2 separate regions of the Homo sapiens genome follow, and region 1 is linked to region 2. A link is a loop called in an ENCODE intact Hi-C map of the cell type or tissue named here. Cell type or tissue: prostate gland. All regions are shown on one strand. Links, peaks and the distances in the headings refer to the core of each region. The heading gives the core; the rest is flanking DNA.

Region 1 (4,386 bases), core at 94-4,093, 59 kb before region 2:
TGGCATTTGCCCAGAGTTGCTCAGCAGGATCCTAGATATAAAGTTGGACCCTGCAGCATCTATGCACTAACATAGACAATTAACATAGATAATTAACATAGACAAATAACATAGACTATAGACACTGGTCCAGATCTTTTCCTTTTATTTTTAGTTGATGCATAATAATTGTAGTAAATAATTTACTACAATTATTACAACCCCACAAATATGGGATTTAATTGTATGTAAATCCCATATTTGTGGGATGCAGAATGATATTTGATACATGCATACAATATGTAACAATCAAATAAGGGTAATTAGCATAACTCTCACCTCAAACACTTATCATTTCTTTTTGTTGTGAACGTTAGAAATCCTCTTCTAGGTTTTTGAAGATATATAATAAATTATTGTTAACTATATCTACCCTACAGTGCTATGGAACACTAGAACTTGTTTCTCCTACCTTGCTGCAATTTTGTTTTCATTAAGGTATAGCTATTTTGAGGAAACTAAAAACTTAGCATCTCCTCTTGTCTCTAGGGAAATCTCAAATGTCACCTGGGCTGTCAATGCTTCTGAATGCCCCTTCCTTCCTAAAGGCAGGATAGGAGTAAGGTCAAGATCAAGGTGAAGGATAGCAGACAATTATCCAGATAAATCAGGCATGGAATAGATCACCTTTAGGTGAGAGAGGTGCTCGTGGCTTTAGGGAGAAGTGTAGGTTAGCAAGAGCGTCTGGCACTCCACTTTCCCCAGGGTTCCTGGGCTGGGAGAGGTGGCCGAATTCTCCTCCTAGCCCTAGGCAGAGCAGAAGGTCCAGCGCCAGTGACCCCCTTGGAGGAGAGGAAGGGGTAGGGGAATGGTCAGAGTTTGCCAGTGAATGTCTCTAGTTTTCGGATCTTCCAGTGTGGTGGCTTCCCTGCCTCTTTTGCTTTCGTGAGTCTGTTGGAGAATCTATCTGTCAGTTGGCCCACTGGAGTGCTCCAAGCCTTGCTTCCCTCACCCCACCTGACTCTAGGCCTTTTATAAAGTGAAGAATAAACAAAGAAAATCTGGGCCACTCAGGTCCCAGGCAGCTTTGGTTGGAGCCGTTCCTTCCTTGGTCAGATATGCTGACCAAGCTTCAGGGCTTTGGGGTGTGTGTGTGTGTGTGTGTGTGTGTGTGTGTATGTGTGTGCGTGTGTAGGCTCAAGTGTAGCATTAGGAATTCTGAATTACACTTACCTCTGGAAGCTACCAGGGCTTTTTGGTGCCTCTTTCCACTCCTCCTGGATCTTTACCTTAGCACCTACCCTGAAGATACTTATCTAATATTGGGAGTAGAGAAGGGGAGGAGGTGAGAAGATTCCTGATTCTTGCTGGGGTGCTGACTCTCTGTGTCCTTTGGCAAGTACTCCCCCTATCCCCACTGGGCCTCCATTTCTCTGTCTCAGAAATGGAGCTGGGGAAAGTTAGCCTGGACTCACCTCCTGGGTCTGTGGTCAGTGGCTGCTTCCCAGCTCCTCCCTCTAGTCTACTGAACAGCTCATGCCCCTCCCTCAGCTGTCGCTCTGCAGCAAGGGTGCTGGATGGGACAGTGCTGGACTTTGGAGACATCTCAGGAGCAGCCTCAGGACTTCTACCATAGCTGCCTACTTACTGGGAGCTTGGCTCACTTCCTTTCTGGATCTAAGAGGCTTCCACGTGGGACCCAGGGCTTTTTCCTTCCCTGGCAGGGCCATGGAGGGGTGGCCAAATCTCTGTGTATGTTTTGGTTGCCGGTTTGCATAAATGTACCTCCTTTGGGGAGAAGGGGGAATGTGGATGAGGTTGAAGGTGAGTCGCTGCCTGAAGCTGGCAGAGCTCAGCCCATCCCATTGTGTCTCCCGGGGCACTGAGATAGGGTGGCACAAAATGGAAAAGGGAGCCTCTAACCCAGCTCCTTTTTACTCCTCTCTGTTCACCCTGAGCCACCCAGCCTTCTTTCCGGGAAGCCTTGCCCGGATGAGGGCTGGGTAGTGGGGAGAGGCAGGGCACCCCACAGGAGCTGGAGGGCTGTAACCTATCAATGTGGGGGAGTGGGTCAGAACGTTCCCAAAGCCTGAGTGGGGAGGGGGCTGTGGCTTGGCTCCCTCCCTAAAAGTCCCCGCCCAGGCCAAACTAAAGAACTTGCTTTTGTGGGGTTGTAGCTGGAAGTACTCGAAGACTGGGGGCCGGGACCAGAGCTCTCAGAGACAAGTCCGCCGAGTGAGTGTCTGAGGATGGAGACGCGAAGGGAATGGGGAGGGGCGGGCTCTGTTGCCGCTTACCCTGGAGCTGGGGCTCCAGTTTTCCAGTCGAAGTTCTCCTCTCTGCCTACATCTCGGATTCTGGGTCTCAGATGCAATCGCGCACCCAAATTGCATCCTGTGAACAGAAAAAGTCTCAAACATGCGTACAAAGAATATTCAGAAGCAGAAGCAATTTCTGAAGAGCGAGGCCCGGGACTGAGTTGGCGAGACTCCCAGTTCGAGTGAGCGAAGCCAGGGTGGAGGGCTCCGGACCGAGATTCCTGAAAGCCTCCCTGACACCGGATCCTGAGCGCAGGACGGGCCCAGCCACTTGGGGGCGCCGCTGGCCCCAAAGTACCGGGAGCTTACCCTCCGCTGACCAGGATTCACCCTGGCTGGCAGAGACTACCCTACGCTCCGCTCACCCGGCCACCCCGCCCCGCTCTGCGCTGACCCTCCGTTAGAGGCTGACTCTCCAAACTAGGACGATCTTGCTCCTATGCGGGACGACCCAGCGCTAAAAAGGGATGACCCTATACCACCGGGGGTGACCCTGCTTTGAGTGGGTCTGACCCTGTGCTAACAGAGATGACCTTAAACTGACAGAGGCAGATCCTGTGCTAACCGGGATGTGCTTGCGCTACCAAGATTGGCTTTGTGCGCTCCCTCTTAAGGCTTATCCTGCATAGATTAGGTGCTAAGGCTTGCAGTCCTTGTTATGGTCCCTGTAGCTCTTGCGCCGCAGCAGGGATGCCCTATTCCACCCCCAAACTGGTAGCTGCTTTATTCCTCTCCCCGTAGCCCTTTGGGGGCAGTTCTGGGACACCTGGTTGGAGAGAAGCCTGCCGTGGCTGGGCACACCCTGCACCTCTGGGAGGAGGAGTTCACAACCTCAAGGAGGAGGTGGCTGAGTTGTGGGGAGGGAACTGATTTTATGGAGGCTGGGGCATCTTGGGGGCCAGGACTGTGAGTACTTTTCTGTTGTCTGTGCTCCTGACCCCAGAGCCCGGCCTTGCCACCCCCACACCCTCTCCACATATGTAGGCGGCTTTATTTTTGCACCACTCCATCTTCCTGGGCCTACTCTCCCTCTCTGTAAAATGAAATGAACTTATCACCAGACTGCCCTCATCTGCTGGAATGTCCTTGTCAGTCTCAATTCATTTCACCATTCTTTTATTACTCACTTTGTGCCTGGTCCTCTCCTCTGCACTGGGGATACAGTGGTGAACAAAACCGATGTGGTTCCTGTCCTCAGGATGGTGACAATCTAGTGGAGGACAGAAAGAAACACAAATGCATGTGGAATTAAAGCTGTAATATGGGCGCAGAGGGAAGAATGCCGACGGCCTTGAGAGAGAATAGCTGAAGGATGTCATGGGGTGGGGATTCCTCCCCAGCTCTGGAGCCTGCTGTGGGGAGAACTCATCACCCCATACTTGATCCTGTTTGACTCCGATTTCAGTCAACAGACCTCTGGCCGCTGGACTTGCTGGTCATGGCAGCTATAGGGAGCCAGGAGCCCCTCCCAGTGTGTCATCATCCATCACAGATTTCCATTTGAGCAGCCCTCCTCCAATGTCACCAGAAGGGATTCACCCTTCATTCCAGCACCCAGAGCAACTTCCTCTCCCCAGGTCCTTGGATTTGGAAGAGGCAGTCTGCCCCTCAAGAACACGATGTGGAAGTCAGGCTGGCTTTGGGATATGAGATGGCTTCAGTTCTGAGATCTCTCTCTCTCTCCCCCTCTCTTTCTTTTTCACTGAAGGCCACAGTCACACTGAGATCTCTATCCAGCATGCTGTCTGGTGCAATAAATAGTCATTGATTAAAAGAATAATTCTAGGAGACTACTCTTTAATGAGCCCAACAGCCAGAGTGATTCTGTGGTTCATGGGTCTGATTATCTGATTGTTCCTTCTTCCACTTTCTACCTGGTTCACTCCCTACTCAGGGTCACCTCCCCCACCAAGCCTTCACTAGCATCTCCCCACTCCCACAGAATTTTTTTTTTTTCTTTTTTTGGAGACCGGGTCTTGCTGTGTCACCCAGGCTAGAGTGCAGTGGCATGATTATGGCTCACTACAGCCTTGATTTCTCGGGCTCAAGCGGTCCTCCCATCTCAGCCTCCTGAGTAGCCAGGACTACA
Region 2 (4,386 bases), core at 94-4,093:
TATTAGTGAAGCTTAAGCAAGAGGGTCCCTTCTTTTTGGGTGGGGGACAGTTAAGGCCTGGTACAAAACAATGGCACAGGGATTATATGATAAGTGAATGAACGAGCAAATAGCTCAATGAACAAATTTATCAATTCAACCAATATTTATTGAGCACCTACTATATGCCAGGTTCTGTTTTAGGAGGGGAATACAGGGGTGACAATGGCAAAATTCTTGCCCCTTTGGAGGCAACATGTGCAATGGAGCTTTTGAACTTCATGAGGCTTTTCTGAGGATTATTTTTGTTTTGTTCTTATTTTTAAAGGTAGCCAACCCAGTCTAATGGAAAATTTGGAAGGATGTTCATCATCTTGCCGCGTCTCTGTTTGTGTTCTATTTCAGCCTAACATGAAGGGAGCATCATCTTCGTTTTCACCAGCTCAGAGGGCAAAGCATCTTGTCCTGGGTCACACAGCACATCTGCAGAGAAACTGGTAGGGGTTGGGACAGCAGTTTCCCACTTTCTGTGCTGAGCTATTCCTGCTCGCCATGTAACCAGTGTCTCCACAACTTCTGACTGTGGTAGGATAATGGGGTGGGAGGTATGGGTGCCTGGATTTCAGCTTTCTGGAGGGAAATCTTGACATGCTTTTATTTTCTTGTTTCTTTGGGGTGGAGCAAATAAAAGGCAGTCAGGGGGTCCATCAGGCCCATGGGTACTGGTTCCAGGCATAGCCTGTCAGTGGGAATATCTGGCCTCAATGAAAGGTAAGGGTGCATGCAGGACCTAGCTGCCCACTCTTATACCATGGACACCAGAGAAGGTGTGGGGAGTGGGGAGTCAGCATTTGTTAAAGTGTGTGTGAGCACAAGTGCATACACACAGACACACATCAACAGTGCAGATACTTGTGCAAACACAAATGTACAAGTCCTTATTCGGATTCACAAGTATGGATATATAGCCACATATACAGGTGCGCACACACACACACAAATACACTCATGTTCGTGCATAAATACCCAGGCACATGTGCACACGTCCAAACAGACATACACATTTTAAACATGCATAGGTGTAGGTTCATGTCTTTGGCCATATTCAAATGCACATACATTAAGTGTATACTCACATACAACAAAGAATCAATCTAAAAGTGCTCATTGAGAGGTGCACACCGTGTAGGCACTCACGTTTCCCCAGCCTCATTTCTGTCTCAGTGCCTTTGCCCACGATCACATCCTCTGTTGCCTATGATCACATCCTCTTTTGCCTCAGGGCCTTTGCATAGGCTGTTCTGCTCTTGAAATATCTTCCCCTGCTGCCTCATCTTTTAGTCACAGTGTATCTAGTCTTTCATCTGAGACCCTCTACTTCCCCTTTCATAACACTCAGCCTCTATTGTTTTACTTGTCTGTTTCTCTCTAGACTGTTAGCTGTCTGTGGGTCCACATAAAAGAGCCTTAATAAATAAGTATAGGTTGACTGAGTGAATGACTACCATGTATGGAGTACTTACTGTATGCCAGGATCTGGAGTAGGTGGGCTTAGCTGTTTTCTTTCTCTTATTGTCCCCTAAATTTTATGGAGGAGGAAACGGAAATATCGTCAGTGCCAGAGCTGGGATTTGAACCCAGGGTGGACTCTTTCTACTCCCAAATGTTTCTCTGATTTCCCTCTTGCCCTGGAGTCTACTGCAAGTCAAGTTCATCCCCTTCTTCAGAGTAGCTTTGCTCTGTCCCCCACCGGGGCCCCTCCCGCTCAGCGGGGCTGAGGGGCTGGGGGCCTCGAGTCTCAGCTGGACTGTGGCATCAGGCCGGGGCTGAGCTGGGCCTTCCCCTGTGGGAGCAGAAATGGACTCCTGGGAACAAGTTTGCAAGGGATGCGGCCGGGCGGGGTTGTTCAGAGGACTCTGAAGGGGACTGTCGCCAGGAGAAAGCTCTCTCTGAGCTCAGTGGAAGCGCCGCGGGCGTCCTTCGCCTGGCCGGTTCCGGCGCTCTTATCTGGCGGGAAAGCCAGCTCCTCTACCGTGTCCCCTGTGCGCCCGCGGTCCTCTGAGGACGCCCGCCCCGTACCAACCCGTCCTGGCTTCCACTCGGCCCCGGAGACAGGGCGGGCGGGTGGCACCTTCGGGCCCCGCGGGGCGCCCGCCGCGGCGTGGGGCGTGGAGAGGGTGGCGACAGAGCGCGGGCGGGGACAGCGCGTGGGCCGCGGGGGGCGGGGCGCGGTGGCGAAATGGCTTTTCCAGATTAGGGGCCCAGCCCGCACTGTTGACACAGTCATAAGTTTTAATGAGAAATTTTGAGTATTTGTGTGGGAGACGCAGCCTCTGTGCACAGATGCTGCGGGCGGGCGGCGCGGGGGGCCGTCCCTCCCTGGGGCCGCCGCGGCCGCAGGCCCGGCACGGATTCCTTTCAGGCAGAGGGGAAACATTTAAACTCGCTCACCTTTGAACTGCCAGGGACGCTGTTTACCTTGGCTGCCCGAGTGGCAGTTTTACAGATATTAAATACCGACCCGAGGCTGAGCCGGGGCTCCTTCGCTCCCCGCCCCCGCCGGGGGGCTGCGCTGGGCACGCCGAGGCCCGGGATGCCCGTTCCACCGGGGGTCATCTCAGTGAGGGTCCCGAGCCCCTTTCTGCAGATGGTTTCTGTAATCTGTGCTGGGGAGACGCCCTGGGGCTCTCCGTTCTCGTCCACTCCTCAGCCTATTCATCTCCTAATTCGATTTTCTATGTCAGGGCGGAGCAGTGTGGAGGCTGAGAGCTGTCTGGGCCCTGCTCACCCATTTTTTTTTTTTTTTTTGGCATTTCTGCATCTAGAAAGGGGATGTCATAAGCGAGGCACCTCCTAAGTAGGGGCTCCGGTGGCCTGGCTCTGTCTTTTCAAGGAACAGAGGAGACCTCTCTCTCCGAAGATGTCTATGGGACAGAGGAGGGCTCTGCCTGAGCCGCAGTCTTCAGCGGGCAGGCAGAGGGCTCCCTGCAGAGGCACAAGCCATGTTGATTTTACGGAGCAGGCTGCTATGCACATTTCACTCCTGATTTATTGGTTTTTAACTAGATCCTTATGCTGGGCTAAAAAAGCCATCTTGCACTTTGCAAGGCTCTGCTGACTGCTGCCGAAAATGACACACGGGGGCTCCTTCTGCCCTCCCCGCCCTCCCACCTCACCCCACCCAAAGGGCCATGGCGGAGGTGTGGGCAGGGAGCGTTGTTCTGAGGAGGAAGCCTCAGCCTGCAGCTTCCCTGCCCGCTGACCACCTGTGGTGTGTGCTGGGGTGACTGTGTTTGTGTGTATAAGAATTTATGGACCTGAAGGGAGGAGCTGGGAGAGGGGCAGGGCCTCTATTGAGCCTGGGCACATACTGCCCTCCTTTTCTCCCTCAGGCCCCACAGAGCACTTGTCATGTATTTTAATGAACTTTGGGGTCAGACAAATCTAGACTGACCCCCTGGTCACTCTCCTACTGTGTAATTCAGGAAAGTTAGGTAACCTCTCTGATCCCTGAATTGTCATCTTCGGAATGGGCATAATCTTATATATGATGTGGGGATCACATGAAATACTGTGTGAGTGTCATACACTAACCCAGTGCCCAGCACACAGACGGGGCTTACTGATGAGATTTGCTCCCAAATTCTTCCTCCCACCCTGGCTGGTCACTCCTGGTAAAGGAGAAACCCCTGAACACAGGCAGTGGCTGACTTCACACTGTCTCCTGGTTCTACATACAGTGCTTCATAATTCAAATAGAAAATTATATGCTAATATTACCATAAACTAAGTTATAAAGCACTTTTAACCCATTAGCTCATCAAATTCTCACAAAAGTTCTATGAGAGAAGAGACGGTAAAGAGAAGTAGCAAGGTCATTTTACCCAGAGAGATAAAGGGGTGTTATCACAGAACTGTGGTGGAAGCCAGGCTGGACAATTTCTAGTTTAGAGAACTTTTCTTGATGTCACAAATGCCTCTCATATTATTCAACATTGTTCCCTTTCTCAGGGAGGATGGTTTCATGAAGAGGAGGATCTTACGTAGAGGGATCTTAGGTACACAAATGGTGTACTTTCAGGCATGGGAGCAAAGCGGAGCTATTTTAGGGGATGGGGTACCAGGTGGACACCCACCTGTAGAAGAGGCTTCTTTGGCCAGCCCTGGAAGAACAACTAGGTCTGATTGAGACCCCCAGAACTCAAGGAGCCCAAGGAAGACGCTGGCTGCATCTGCAGAATTCATCAGGCGGCTTGATGGGTCGCCGTTAAACAAAGATGGGATAAGGTTACATGTGTTTTCCGTGGGAGTCGGCTCCGATTTCAGCCTGATGATTTAGTCAGGTGTAAGCATGAAGTTTCCAATTTAGAGAAATAAATCTCCAGTGATTTTATTATCCCCTGTTTT

What was found. Peaks named below come from ENCODE experiments on the same cell type or tissue, not always from the same donor. Only the 100,000 strongest peaks of a DNase experiment are listed, where the experiment ranks them.
Region 1: it touches region 2 in a loop (2.5-fold over the local background); 7 of 110 quality-filtered maps call a loop at or near these places.

Annotation. Positions count from the first base shown.
Region 1 is chr1:47,447,527-47,451,912 of GRCh38, forward strand. No RefSeq gene overlaps it. Among named protein-coding and RNA genes, the nearest start is that of FOXD2, 12 kb to the left of the region's middle. In prostate gland, for the core only: a CTCF peak has its summit at 2,569 (motif pointing right); a DNase peak (open chromatin) is centred at 2,575.
Region 2 is chr1:47,506,094-47,510,479 of GRCh38, forward strand. It overlaps LOC124904173 (a long non-coding RNA gene), which reads right to left and starts at 1,774. Exons shown (of 2, transcript XR_007066066.1): 1 at 1,503-1,774; 2 at 131-462. RefSeq lists a silencer at 2,117-2,396. In prostate gland, for the core only: no CTCF peak of the experiment used is centred there; a DNase peak (open chromatin) is centred at 1,958; H3K4me3 peaks cover 1,080 bases; H3K27ac peaks cover 1,767 bases.